2 separate regions of the Mus musculus genome follow, and region 2 is linked to region 1. A link is a contact called in ENCODE POLR2A ChIA-PET data. All regions are on one chromosome and are shown on one strand. The core of a region is the stretch at or near the end of the contact, and the rest is flanking DNA. Distances in the headings are between cores, read along the strand shown.

Region 1 (6,784 bases), core at 2,586-5,085:
TCACAGAGAAGTGACTTTCAGGGGTCCCTGGGGCAGCTGAAGTCTCAGCACAGAAGCAAGGTCCCACAGCAACTCAAACCTAGCCTTGTGAAAGCAGCCATCTGCATTATGCATGGCTTCACAGACATGTTACTAATCTCTACAGTCCACCTCTATCATTGTGACCCTTGCAGAGATGGGATGAAATAGTTAAGGAACCAGCATTGTGCCAGAATGGCTTCCTCCAGGGCATGGGCAGTGCCAAGCAAGCCAGGGAGAGCTGCAGAGCCATCAGGTGATCTGAGCCTGGCTTTCGGATCAGGGATGCTTCCCAGGTGCAGCTCAAGTTCTTGGGCCTCCCAAGGGCTGCAGAAGGTAGCTGGGGACCTGAGACTCCTCCTGTCACCAACCACGGACATGAGGCTTCTCCAGACTTAAAGTTCTTCAGCAGGTTCTTCAGAGGGAGAGGACCTCTTCCAGAGGTGGGTTACCAGATGCTGCTACCATGACCTTCAACCATCACAGCTCTTCACTACCCGCTCCCCCCCCCCAGCATCCCCCTACACACTCACTCAGAGCCTGGGAAAAGCGCTAGATCTCCCTCTGTATTCTCATTTCATCTCCTACATCAACCCTGGGAAGGTATAAGTTATCCCCATTTTAAAGACTAGTAAACGGAGACACTCAAGAGTTTACCTGCCTTGCCATAAAGCAGCACCCGAGAGGGAAAGGGACCCATGCCACGCAACTCCGCAGCTTGAGCTTCCTAAGTCAGATCCTCTGGGTGACAGGGGCTCCACTGCTCCCGCTGCCCCTGCCTCCGAGAGTAAATGTGAATACAGTACTTTCCCACCAGATTCCAAAACTGAGGATATCACCCTCCATCTTCTCTGCCTCAGTGGCTCAGGCCAGGGTGATCAGGAAACACCTCTAGGAGGGGCCATTAGAGTCTGAAGGCTGTGGAACAGAAATGGCCGCCTCCGTTCTCTGTCAGTGGGCATGCCATGAGGCCCAGTGACTAGAGCCCAGAGCGGGCCAACTGTCTGGACTTTCCCTCTGCCCACCCTAAGTGCCCCACTTCCTGCCCTCTCCAACTCTATAAATAATCCCAGGCAGGCAGGGAATCAGCAGAAAGGCAGCCAGGTGGGTGTGAAGTTGAAGCTGGTGGAAAAGATGACTTCTCAAAGTAAATTAAGGCTCCCGTTCAGATCAAGGGATAGCACGTCAGACTCTCCCGGGAGCACTGTTCTTGGCTAAAAACAGGCCCACCTGGACTTGCAGGCTGGGCCAGCTCCACTAAGAAAGATTCAAGGCCAAGGCCAAGAGGGAAGCAAGGGCACTGAGCAACAATAACAACAGAAGTCCAAGAAGCTTCTCCCTGCAAGCTGGTCTCCCCCACCTGACCCTTTCAGTCCACCCGGCCCTAATGCTTACCCCATGTATAATGTACCAGAGTAGCTGAAGGGTAATGGGGCTATGGCAATGGGGAAAGGAAAGAGCTAAGGGAGCAGAAGAGAGCATTCCACCCCACACCCAGCCCCCTGATCGGCCTGGACCAGGAAGGAGGGTGAGGACACAAAAGAGGGAGGAAAAAGAAGAAAACAAGGACCAAGTTATACCTCATGACTCCACACCCAGCAACTAAACAGCAAGTCATGAGGGAAGGAGAGAAGCCAGGGGAGGGAGGATGAAGTCAGGTCACAGCCCTGCCTGGAATGTGCCCAGGTCTATCCCACCCCAGCCACAGTGGGCCAGCCAGGAAAGCCCTTCCCTAGTCATGTTTTGGAAAAAAGAAAAAATTGCTCAAGGTCAGATCCTTTCTATTCAAAGCCTGCTTTCCTCTTCGTCTGCACCAGGCTGAAGGCTCATCCCTCTCCAGCAAGCCTTCTTTGACTTACTCAAAACCAGCAAACCTTGCCTAGCAGTTCTCCTACGGAGGGACACCACTCTGCACCCATTCTCTGGGACCCCACCCAGGAGGCTTAGAAATTAACTGGCCCAAGCAAGCCACAGCAGGTGGTCAGCCCTGGGGACTGACTTCTACATGGTCCCTGGCCCAAACAGGAAAAGGTGATCCAAGTCTTAGGTCTTTTATTTTGTTTATTTGGTTTGGTCTTCAAGGCAGGGTTTCTCTGTGTAGCCTGGCTGGCCTGGAATACAGAAATACACACAGCTCTGTCTCTCAAATGATGGCGTTAAAGGTGTGTGCCACCACAGCAAAGACAAATCTTAGGTTTTGATCTTAACCCTACAAAGGACACACTCTGACAAAATAAATGTTTAACCTCCTACCCTTCCCAGGCTTTGGTGTCTCTGGCCTTTGAACCCAGCATTGGGGAGGCAGAGACAGTAGAATCTCTGAGTTCAAAGGCAGCCAGGTCTACATAGCATGTTCCAGGACAGACAGCGCTACGTAGAAAGACCCTGTCTCGAAACAAAACAAAACAATAAGAACTTTTCCTATCCTTTCTAGAGAAAATAATCCGGAGAACTGAGGGCATTATAACCACTGTCCCACTGACCCAAGCTGATTCAAATGTACCCTTCTTTACTCCGAGGTGGGCCAATGCTCTCAGTCCTGGTACCCTAAGACAGAGTCACAGAGTACGTCTATACGGTGAGGTGTATCCCTGAACGTTCAAAGGCCAAGTGTCCTGTGTAACCCCTGGGAAGGCTGGGGTGTCTCCCTTCAATCTTGCCTTGGAAGATAACACCTCACCTTCCTGCTTCTACAAGGTGAGACTTCCTCTCCACTACCTACAGGCTAGTCACCTCTTTGAGGAAAAGAAGGCAGACCCTGAAGTCTTTAAATTTCCCTTCTTGAATTCCCACAGCCTCAGAATCCCATTCCGAACTTTCCTTGGCCATGTACTGCCAACGCTTGGTCACTACACCAACTCCATCAGGCCTTCCAGGCCCACCAGGCTGCTGGGGAGACAGTCAGGGGGAATTGGGGAGGGCAGAAGGCTGAATGAGAAGTAACAAACAGTATACGGGTTTGTGTCCTTGAGTGGGAGGACCGGGTCCAGACGTCCCAACCAGCCCCGCCCGGTTAGGCCTTCAACCGTTTTTGTCCCTGCTCCCAGCGCCCCAGACTCACTGCGTGTGCTGGGCGCGGCCTGCGCGGAAGACCTCGTCCAGAGCTACGGTTGCCCGGCCCAGAAACTTGTCCACGCCGATGAGTGAGCGATGCATGGTGGTGAGCACGAGCTCGCAGGCGGCGTTGGGGCCGGAGGCCCAGGGCGCAGGGCCCGCATCTGCCTCCTGTGCCCGCAGCAGGCCGTCCAGGGCTCCAGGCGGTAGCTCGAACGAACACTCTTCGCACCATTCCGGGCAGCCTTGCGTCTTCTCCACTACCGAGGTGCTGTACTTCTCTCGGCCCACCTGGATCACCGTGTACGCGTCGCTGGTGCTGCCGGCGCCCGAGCTCTTGCCCCTCAACCCGCTGGCCCGCAGCACGGTCACCTGGACATGCGTGGGCAGCCAGCGGGAGGATCCGGCCGCCGGCTCAGGGTCCCGCACCAGAGCCATGGCGGACCCTGGGACAGAGTGACAGACGTGGCAGCCGCGGGATGCTGTCAGGAGCCGGCTCCCCCGCGCCGCCTGCAGCGCACCGACCGCCGCAGCTGCGGGCTGGCCTGGGCCAAGCGGGCCGCCGCCTCCCCGCCGCCCCGCCTCCCGGGCGGCCGGCCGCCCCGCGACGTCACGCCCCGCCTAGGCCCAGGCCAGGCCCCGCCCCCAGTTCCACCAGCATATAGCTGCCTAAGAGCTAAAGAAACCCAGAGAGGGGCGCGGCCTCTGCAAAGATGTGGGCGGGGCTTTCTCACTGGCCCAGCCCCTCTGGGGGAACCTCAAGCTCCCGCTGCTCTTCTAAAAGGTGACCGGTGCAGAAGGGCGCGGCCTCTGCGTGTGTTGGGGGAGAGGATTGAGATCTGGCCATGCCTTAATCACGACCGGATTCGCTTGTGCACAGTGCGGAACTGCAAAGGAAGAAATGGAGGGGGCTAGGGACGAAGGCCGCTTGCAGCCTCTGCAGAGAGGTGGGCGTGGTTACCACCATGGCCCCGCCCCGTTTAGGCAGCGACTCCAAGCTAGAGAGCCGAACCTCTCTGCATAACTATCCACCGCGCTCTACCTGGACAGTGTCAGGGTTTTCTGCAAGCTCCTGTACTCCTGAAAGCCCTCGCTGCTTCGAAGATCCATTCTGCTCGGCGTGGATTTGAGGGTAGATAAGATGCCTACTCTAGAGACCCCCTAAATCGCACATGCGCTCCCATTTTCAACTCTCTACATATATGTGATGACCTAGAGCCGCCGCTGGGAAATCACTGGAGTGGGACTTAAAACAATCTTTTTCTGCTTTGATTTTTCCCCCACTCCCTTTTTTTTTTTTTTTTTTTTTTTTGGAAACGGAGTCTCTTCTGGCTCTCCTGGAACCTGCTATGTAGATTACGGCTCGAATTGTTAAATTCCTGCCTCCACTGAGTGCTGGGATTAAAGGCGTGCCCACTGGTTTTAAAACTTTTGTGTGGCCAGGTGTAGTAGTGCTCACCTTTAATCCCAGCACTTCCACTTGGGAGGCAGAGGAGGAAAGATCTTTTTGAGTTTGAGACCAGCCTGGTCTACATAGTGAGTTCCAGGCTAGCTAAAACATTAGCCTTATATACAAACAAGGCAAACAGGGCCTTGTTGGTAGTAGACAAGCATTCTACCACAGGACTAATCTTCCACCTCTAAATCCATTCATACTTGCCTACTGTGTGTTGTGTTCTGAGAACTGCCAGCACACTTGTTTCATTATTAAGATAATGGTTAATAATTATGGATGCTGAATTTCAGCAAGAGTCGGCCAACAACTGACTCATGAGCTTTCTGTGCATGACCTCACTCATTCTTCAGAGCCACCCTATATGTGAATTTGGTTTCCCAGAAGGCAGAATTATAGGTTAGATAAATTTACCTAAGATGCATAACAAAGAAGCTGTTGTAGCACAGCCTATAATCCCAGGACTCTGAAGGCAAATTCAAGGCCAGCCTGGGCTACATGGTGAGCCTTTACTTTTTTCTGTTAACTTTCAGAGCCTACCCTTAAATTAGATTTTTTTTTTCAATTTTCAAGACAGAGCCTCTCTGTGTAACCTTGGATGTTGTGGAACTCTCTTTGTAAATCAGGCTGGCCTTGAACTCACAGAGATCCACCTGCCTCTGCCTCCCAAGGGTTGGGATTAAAGCCATGCATCACCACTGCCTGGCTTAGAATATTTTTTAATAATGTATGCATATATACTCAGGACAAAAACAAAACAGTAGGCAACAAGGTGTCTTCATTGCCACTAAACCTGACAACTTGAGTTCGATCCTCCTCAGGACTCACGTGATAGGAGAGAGCTAATTCCAGCAAGTTGTTCTCAGACCTCCACAAGTACACCGTAGCACACTCTCTCACACCAAATATAATAATAAAACTTTAAAAACATCGGAAGGGGAGAAGAAAGAGAATTCAAAAGTCCTCCCTTCCTAGATCCTGGGGTATATCTTTTACTTTATTCTGTCTGTCTTTCTGTCTGTCTGTCTCTGCGGGGGGCAGAAGGTGTCAGAGAACAATCCTTGGGCCTCAGTTCTCACTGGATCACCTGAGGTCATTAGGCTCTGTGGCAGCTACCTGCTCTACCTACTGAGCTTTCCTATCTGATTATACTTACTTTAAATTTTCTATTTGAGACGGGGTCTAACCGTGTAACACTGGCTGGCCTCAAACTCACAAGAAGCATCGTCCTCCCTCTGCCTCCCAAGTGCTGCTATTAAAGGTATTCTCCACTATTCCAGGCCCTTTAGTAACTTAATTTTGAGATAGGGTCTTTGTAGCACAGGCTGGCCTTGAAATCACCATAAATTGGCTTTGAACTCCCGAGCCCTCCTAACTTTCCCTTCAGAGTTCTGGGACTCCAGATCAGCACCACCACGCCTATCTTCAATTCTTATTTTTGTTTCCTGCCAGCAACTCCAGTTGTATTCCAGAGAGAAGCCCCAGGGTCTCACTCTGGCTCGATAACTGAGCCACACACCTCTGAGGATATACCTCCTAAAGCTATTGGTGTTTCCAAACCTTGGGGTTGACTCCACCTCGATGTATAAATTGCTTCTGTGGCTATATCTAAATTTGGTGCTGGCCATTATCTAGTGCCTTCCTGCTAAGGTAGATACAGACTTTATCTGGCTCACACCCACTCTCCATCCTCGGTCTTATTAGTTCTACTACTGGCCTTCCTTTATTGGGTGGTTCACAGGGCTAGCCTTTCTTTCTTATGTAGTGCCCAAATCTCTACTTACCAGGCCACATCCTCCACTGGGAACTCAAAAGGGGGAAGTCTGCATACCAGACAAAGGAGACTCTTGGGAGCACTCCACTACAGCCCATCTGGTCAGTCTCCCACAGTAGGGTGTGTGATCTCCATCACATTTTAGATAGAGTCTCTTTGTTGTTTTCTCCTAGACTGACTACACCAAGAATGCTGGCCCTCGAGCTTCCCGGAATTCTTTCTTCACCTTTCATCTCTGAAGTAAGAACACTGGGAGTACAAATATGTGCTTTGTACCACACCCAGCTTTATGTGGGGTGTGGGGATTCAAATCAGGGTCATCTCCACTGTTGGCAATGAGGTAGAAGCTTTGTGTCACAACTAAGGCTCTAGATTCCATCTCTAACACCACATAAGCTAGGTGTGGGAGAACACTCCTTTATTCCTGGCACTTCAGAGATAGGAGACGGAGGATCAGAAGAGGTTATCCTTGGCTACACACTGAA
Region 2 (6,817 bases), core at 2,917-5,416, 1.1 Mb after region 1:
ATAGAGGACAGCTCACAAAAGTTGCTTCTCTCCTACCACCAAGGGCTCCCTGAAAGTGCCCTTAGCCCCTAAAGCACCTTGTTGGCCCTCTTCTGTTTGTTTCTTTTTCAGCATTGCTTGTGACAGGGTCTCACTGTGTAACCCTGGCCTAGAACTTGCTATGTAGGCCAGGCTAGCCTCCAGCTCACAGAGATTCACCTGCCTCGGCATCCAAAAAGTGCTGGATTACAGGCATGGGCTACTAAGCCCAGTCTTGGTTTCTTAGTTAAAGCTGAAGAGAATAAATGTTCTGCATTAGAATTTTGGAAAACCTCTGTTAAGAATGTGCAACAAGCGGGGCGTGGTGGCGCACCATGTGGTTGTTTCTATTCCTGAACAAACATCATGACCAAGAAGCAAGTTGGGGAGGAAAGGATTTATTCAGCTTATACTTCCATACTGCTGTTCATCACCACAGTAAATCAGGACTGGAACTCAAGCAGGTCAGGAAGCAGGAGCTGATGCAGAGGCCACGGTGGGATGTTACTTTCTGGATTGCTTCCCCTGGTTGCTCAGCTTGCTTTTTTATAGAACCCAGGACTACCAGCCCAGGGATGGCACCATCCACAATGGGCCCTTCCCCCTTGATCACTAATTGGGAAAATGCCTTACAGCCAGATCTTATGAGGCATTTCCTCAAGGGAGGCTCCTTTCTCGGTGATAACTCCAGCTTGTGTCAGGTTGACACACAAAACCAGCCAGTACAGGGGGTTTACAGAACTCAGATTCCAAGCATGTGGATTTCTATGTTCTTCTATAGCTGTCCTCACGCAAACTGCATCTTCCTGAGAGTTCTGACTTTGTTAGTCAGCTTCAACCATGCTTTTTCAGTCATCAGTTGAGCTTCCGGAATTTTCTATTTTCACTGACATTTAAGTGAAGTCCTAGCAGCTCTGTATCTTGAAATGGAAGCTGTAATGTCTGCCAAATGAGCCGGACAGTACCTTGACACACACAACTCTGCAGCCCCATGTCACAAACCTCAGGTTCATCTTGGGAGTGCTTCCTTCCTGACCACTGTGAGAAGGGAATAGCTGACAGAGTGAAGGGATGGGGCTAAGAAAGGCCGCCTGTTTGGGAATAAAATCAAGAGTAAAGACTATATATGCATTACTGTCAGGGTATTTTGTCTTTCTTTCTCTTTGTTTTGCATTTTTGTTTGTTTGGTTTTGGTTTTTCTGTTGTTTGTTTGTTTGTTTGTTTCAAGACAGGGTTTCTCTGTGTAACCCTGGCTGTCCTGGAACTCACTTTGTAGACCAGGCTGGCCTCGAACTCAGAAATCCTCCTGCCTCTGCCTCCCAAGTGCTGGAATTAAAGGCATGCGTCACCACCGCCCGGCTTGTTTTACATTTAGTTGTGTTTAAAGGGTGGTTTGTATTTCTGTGTGCTCAGTTGCCATCAATGGTTCCCTGGGAGCTGGAGCTGTTAAGTGGTTGAGAGCCACTGAAGCTGCTGGGAAACAGGTCCTACAGAAGCAGCAGACACTGCTCATCAGTCACTCAGCCAGCTCTCCAGCCCCTAGGTGACTTTTTTTTAAAAAAGCTTTTTCTCCTGAAAGACTTCCTTTTAAAAAAAGATTTATTTGTTTGTTTGTTTAATGCATATGAGTACACTGTAGCTGTCTTCAGTCATAAGAGAAGAGGGCATCAGATCCCATTACAGATGAATGTGAGCCACCATGTGGTTGCTGGGATTTGAACTCAGAACCTCTGAAAGAACAGCCAGTGCTCTTAACCACTGAGCCTTCTTCTCTCCAGGCCCCAAGACTTCCTTTTTATTTTTTGTTTTGTTTGTTTGGGTTTTGTTTGCCTTTGCAGAATGGACTTGAACCCTCAGTCCACCTCCAGATCGCAGGAGCTGGGTACCCTGGCATATGCAGTGCCCAGCTAAACTCTCCATTTTATCTGGCAAAGGGCAGTCATTTCATTTCAAATCCAGCTGTGAGTCTAGCCTTCAACACCAGTAAAACCTGAATTGTTCTTAACTCTGTTGTCATAGTAAAGGAGTTGTGTGTGCCACAGCATGAATGCGTAGCTCGGAGGACAACTGGGAGGTGGATCTTTCTGGCCAACCTTCTGTAGGTTCAGGAGATTTTACTCAGGTCTCCAGGCTTGTGTTCCCAGTGCCTTTACATTGAACCATCTTGCCAGCCACATCTAGAGTTATTATCTACTACACAGTAAATATGAGTACATCCTGAGCTCCAGTGAAGACCCTGTCTAAAAAACCATAAAAGCCAAAACAAAGAAGGGAATAAGTTGACTCATACTAACCGGCCTCCCCCTTTCACTCTGTAGGTAACACTTCCCCAGATCAAAAGGAGCCAACGCCCTTTATCATTGAGTGGATCCCAGATATCCTCCCACAGTCCAAGATTGGTGAGCTTCGAATCAAGTTTGAGTATGGTCACCACCGGAATGGACATGTGGCTGACTACCAGGACCCAAGGCCACCCATGGACCAACCTTTGGAGCTGGCCCCTCTGACTACTATCACTTTCCCTTGAGGCAAATCAAGAGTATTTTGCAGAGTTTGCACATCCCAATCCCTGAGGACTATAAATCCTAGTAGCACTTATACGATCCCTGCTAACGAACCACACTTGGCTAAGATGCAGTTACTCAGCCCATCCATGTGTGTTCTGTAGAAGAAACTCTTGTAAATAGCCTTGTGTGTACAGTCTTCATACAAGTCGGGCACTTATTTCTGACCAGAGTTTTAGAAGAAACAACAAAAATCCAGCTCACTGGCTTCTCATGGATTCACCTGCAGCTTGTTTTTCTGTAATTCTCCAAAAGTCACAGCACTGGATCTTAGCCAACAGTGTTGGAAAGTTAACGATGCCCTGGGCCGAGCAGGGTCCTCTCTCTCTGCCCAAGAGCTCCAATCACTCTTTATTCTGATAACAAAATAAAGTACAGTGTCACTAGTTTTTCCAAATGGTGCCATTGATGTCATGATTTTACAATTAGAACCTGTGGGAGAATTTATCTTGTCAACAGGAAAGTAGGCAGTGCCAGGGGATCAGCAACACATATTCACCACCACCTCCACCCACCCACCCCACACAACAAGGTTTCTCTGTGTAGCCCTGGCTGTCCTGGAACTCAGTAGACCAGGCTGGCCTAGAACTCAAGAAATTCATCTGCCTCTACCTCCCAAGTTCTGGGATTAAAGGCATTTTTAAATTTATTGTTATTATTTTATCATTATTATTATTCAAAATTAAGAGCAGCTGAGCACTCGGGAGGCAGAGGCAGACAGATCTCTGAGTTTGAGGCCAGCCTGATCTATACAGTGAGTTCTAGGACAGCAAGAACTACAAAGTGAGAACCTGTTTTTTTTTTTTGTTTTTTAAAAGCAGCTGATAAAATTCAAAAGTTCTAGGTTCACTCATCCTAGAACTAAGATGGTGGAGGAAGTGAAGATTTGCCTTCTAGGAGAGGAGGAAGCATTTTCTACACACCTGCCATGACTTCCCTTTACACTATCATGCCAGTCAGTTTTCCCACTGAGTCTTCATTTTTCCCTGGGTTCTAGGAATTACTCTTCCTGAAGTCTCACTGGGGCTACAGATTGAGTTCTACACAGTACTAAAATTATGTTTAGTTTACTTCTACGTATATATTCTTTCAACTTGAAATACATTGGTTTGATATGCAGGGGTTTTTTTTCTCTCTCTCTCATGCTTTGCCAACATGTATATATGAACACATGGGTGCCTGGTGCCTTGGGAAATCAGGAAAGGTTGTTGGAGCGCCTGCAACTGAAGTTAGGGAGGATTGTGAACCATCATGTAGGTGCTGGGAACCTAGGTCCCCTGGAAGAGCAGCCAATACTCCTAACTGCTGTACCATCTATCTCTCCAGCCCCTTGATAGGAATGTCTTATAACTGATAACTCTGTTTTAATTGTAAATGACGAAACACCCAGCTCCAACCTGCTTGGAGGGGGGGGGGGGTGCCTTGTGTTTACAGTAAAGGCTGGACAAGCACCTTGTGGAAATGGGGTGTGGCCAGGCCATACAAGCCCTTGGGACAGTTCTAGCCAACTGTCCATTCAGTTGGGGCTTAACTTGGGGCAGGCCTGTGACTTTGATATTACCATTTTCACGGTAGGGCTTGATGCACAGTAATCTGTCAAACCAGTACTTATAGGACTCACTCTGGGATCTTGTTGAAATGTATATTCTAGCTGGTCACTATGGTGCACACCTTCAAGGGCAACCTTGTCTACATAGAACCAGGTCAGCCAAGGTGAGACCCCGTGTCAACAAAAGTGTCTATCTGAATTGTAAGCTTTAAGGCAAGGTCCAAGACCTGCATTTCTAGGAAGCACCCTGACACTGTACGAAGTGCTATGTGAAAAACTGCCTTTCAAATAACAAGGTTGGTTCCCAAAAGGATTTGTGACTTCCTTCCTGCCTTCCCTTCTACGGCTTGGTGTGGGTCCAGCAGCTATGGCTGAGGCCTGGACTGCGCTCCTGAATGACTCGGGATACTCGGGATACTCTGGACTAGTTCGTAAACTCCACGTCTGCATAATGACACAGAGCATCACATGCGATCTGCTGATGTGGCTGAAGATGGTGCTTTCTGGCCCATCCTGAGACACAATTTCGGTTAATGACAAGGGCAGAGAATGAGTATGATCCTCAAACTTCCCATGACCCGCAGCGCGACCAAGCAGCCAGGCAGTTTCAGGAGACCAAGTAGAGCAAGTAAAGAAGCCACGTTTCTGCCCACACCGGTAGAGGGGAGAAGCCGGAACAGCACGCGGTCACGTGGCCCCGCGAGGTGACGTCACCACGCTGCCGCCGCACGTCGCTTCCAGCCACACCGCCACTGTTCTTCCGCCAGGCGGCGCCGCAGGTTGGTCACGCGCTTTGTGCACAGCCGCGCTGGCGCTCCGGACACGTCACCACCTTCGCGTCCTTTCTGGAGAGCGCGGGAAGGAGGGCGCTGCGGGTGGTGACGTCACCGGGGTTCCCTGCGAGCTCGCGTGGGCGGGGCTGGGGACGTGGCGACCGCCGAGTGTCGAGCTGGAGGGGAGGAGACAAGGGAGACGAGGGGGATGGGTAGGGGAGAAGGGCCGAAGGGAGTAGGAAGGGGTGGAAGATGTAAAAGAGGTGGGGGGTAGAGGAAAGTGGCTGAAGATGGGAAGGGGGTGCGGAGAGGGGGTAGGGGAGAGCCGGGAAGGAAGGAAGTGTGGAGACGAGGGGAAGGCCGGAAGAGTTGGGGGAGGGGATTGTTTAAGGGGAGAGGCGAGAAGGAGGGGTGGGAGAGAAAGGAGGAGATAGTAGGAGGGACTTAGAAAGCCTGCCCTCCTTTCCCCTCCAACGCACCTTACACTAGCACAGCTCTTGAGGCCTCCAAGGTGTCTGTGGCTCCTTCCCGCAGTAGACCTTCCTCCAGGGCAGCCACGTTCTGCCTCCTTTAACCACCATCAATCACCTCAGGAACAAAAGGAATGGTACCTCAAAAGACTTGGTAGTCCCTAACCTTAACCAAACCCGGGAAGGTTTTGTGTTCTGTTCCCTGACTGTTAATAGAAGATTTTCCTCTTTACCGCCCCAGTAAGCCTCGAGCCCTCTGGGTGGCAAAGGGGTTAGAAATGGGACCTGCTTCAGAACTCAAGGTGGGTACCAGAGTTTACCCGAACACCAGTCTAATTCTTTGTCACTGGCGGCACAGCACTGACGAGTGACCTTGAGGTACCCTTTTGCCCCACAGTCCCTGACTTCCAGAAAGAATGGAATAAGAAGCTGAGGTCTGGGAACCATCATCTGAGCTGAGAAAAATGGATTCCCTGTCCCCTTAGTAGGGACAGAGTTGAACTATGGCTACTTCTCCAGCTCTTATTAGGGTTTGGGCCTTGTGCAGAGTGAGTATCCAGCTCCTCCTGGAGGGTGTAAGGGATGCTGCGGCCGCCCGGCCTGCCTGCCTGCCCGCCATGGTCTCCTTTGGTCACTCCTGTCCTGTTTATTAGGACAAGGCTACCTTGGGCTTCAGATGAAAGACAGCATTTGAGGTATAATAAAAAGTAAGAACCCAGAGGGGAAGCAGTCCTTCCTTCATGGCCTTCAGCAGGGTGGGCTAATAATAGAAGGACTCTGTATTAGCGTATTTATCGGGGTCTAGCAGTAGTCACCCCTTCTGGACCTGTTATTCCTACAAACCCACAATGCCTGTTCTCCATGCTCTGAGCACAGCATCCTGTACATAGGTCTTACTAGAGAAGGCTACAGGCTGGAAGTTGAGTTGACACACAGCTTTTTAGCCCTAATTGTCTGGTCTTTTAAGATAGGGTCTCACTATATAGCCTAAGCTAGCCTCACTCTTGGGATGCCTGAGCCTTCTAGGACTGGAATTACAGGTATGCACTGTCCTGATCTCCCCTCTGGTCAAGATAATGGAAGAAGTGTGGGGGCAGACAGTTGAATGTGTGGGTGTTTTGTAGTAGTTCTTTGGAGCCCAAGTTTTTTAAGTAGATGCTTTTTTTGCTTTTTGTTTGTTTGTTGTTGTTGTTGGGGTTTTTTTTTTTGGGGGGGGGGTCAAGGCAGTCTGTGTAACCCTGGGTATCTATAGACCAGGCTGGCCTGGAACTCAGAAATCCGCCTGCCTCTGCCTCCCAAGTGCTGGGATTAAAGGCGTGCGCCACCACGGCCCTGCAAGTAGATGCTTCTTGACAGGCAGCTTCTGTCTCATGTCCAGAGACTTTCTGAGCCTAGTTGATAGAACCTGTGTAGATAGAACAAGACCTTTCCTCCTGCCTTGGC

What was found. ChIA-PET counts read pairs that join two places held with the same protein, here RNA polymerase II (POLR2A).
Region 2: POLR2A ChIA-PET joins it to region 1 with 11 read pairs in embryonic stem cell. The contact joins the enhancer-like site here to the promoter of 4933423K11Rik in region 1. POLR2A ChIA-PET finds 5 or more read pairs at or near these places in 2 of 5 experiments (Patski and embryonic stem cell).

Annotation. Positions count from the first base shown.
Region 1 is chr6:85,371,019-85,377,802 of GRCm38, forward strand. It overlaps 4933423K11Rik (a long non-coding RNA gene), which reads left to right and starts at 3,836. Exons shown (of 4, transcript XR_869208.2): 1 at 3,836-4,204; 2 at 6,473-6,539. It overlaps Rab11fip5 (RAB11 family interacting protein 5 (class I)), which reads right to left and starts at 3,616. Exons shown (of 6, transcript NM_001003955.2): 1 at 3,080-3,616. The coding sequence starts at 3,510.
Region 2 is chr6:86,467,410-86,474,226 of GRCm38, forward strand. It overlaps C87436 (expressed sequence C87436), which reads left to right. Exons shown (of 10, transcript NM_001364557.1): 10 at 2,337-2,979. The coding sequence ends at 2,545. It overlaps A430078I02Rik (RIKEN cDNA A430078I02 gene), which reads right to left. Exons shown (of 3, transcript NR_131126.1): 2 at 5,384-5,492; 3 at 2,868-5,080. Among named protein-coding and RNA genes, the nearest start is that of A430078I02Rik, 10 kb to the right of the region's middle. Within about 2 kb of position 4,167, at least 1 of the 3 ENCODE cell types and tissues checked has a DNase peak (open chromatin) inside an H3K27ac peak, as active enhancers do.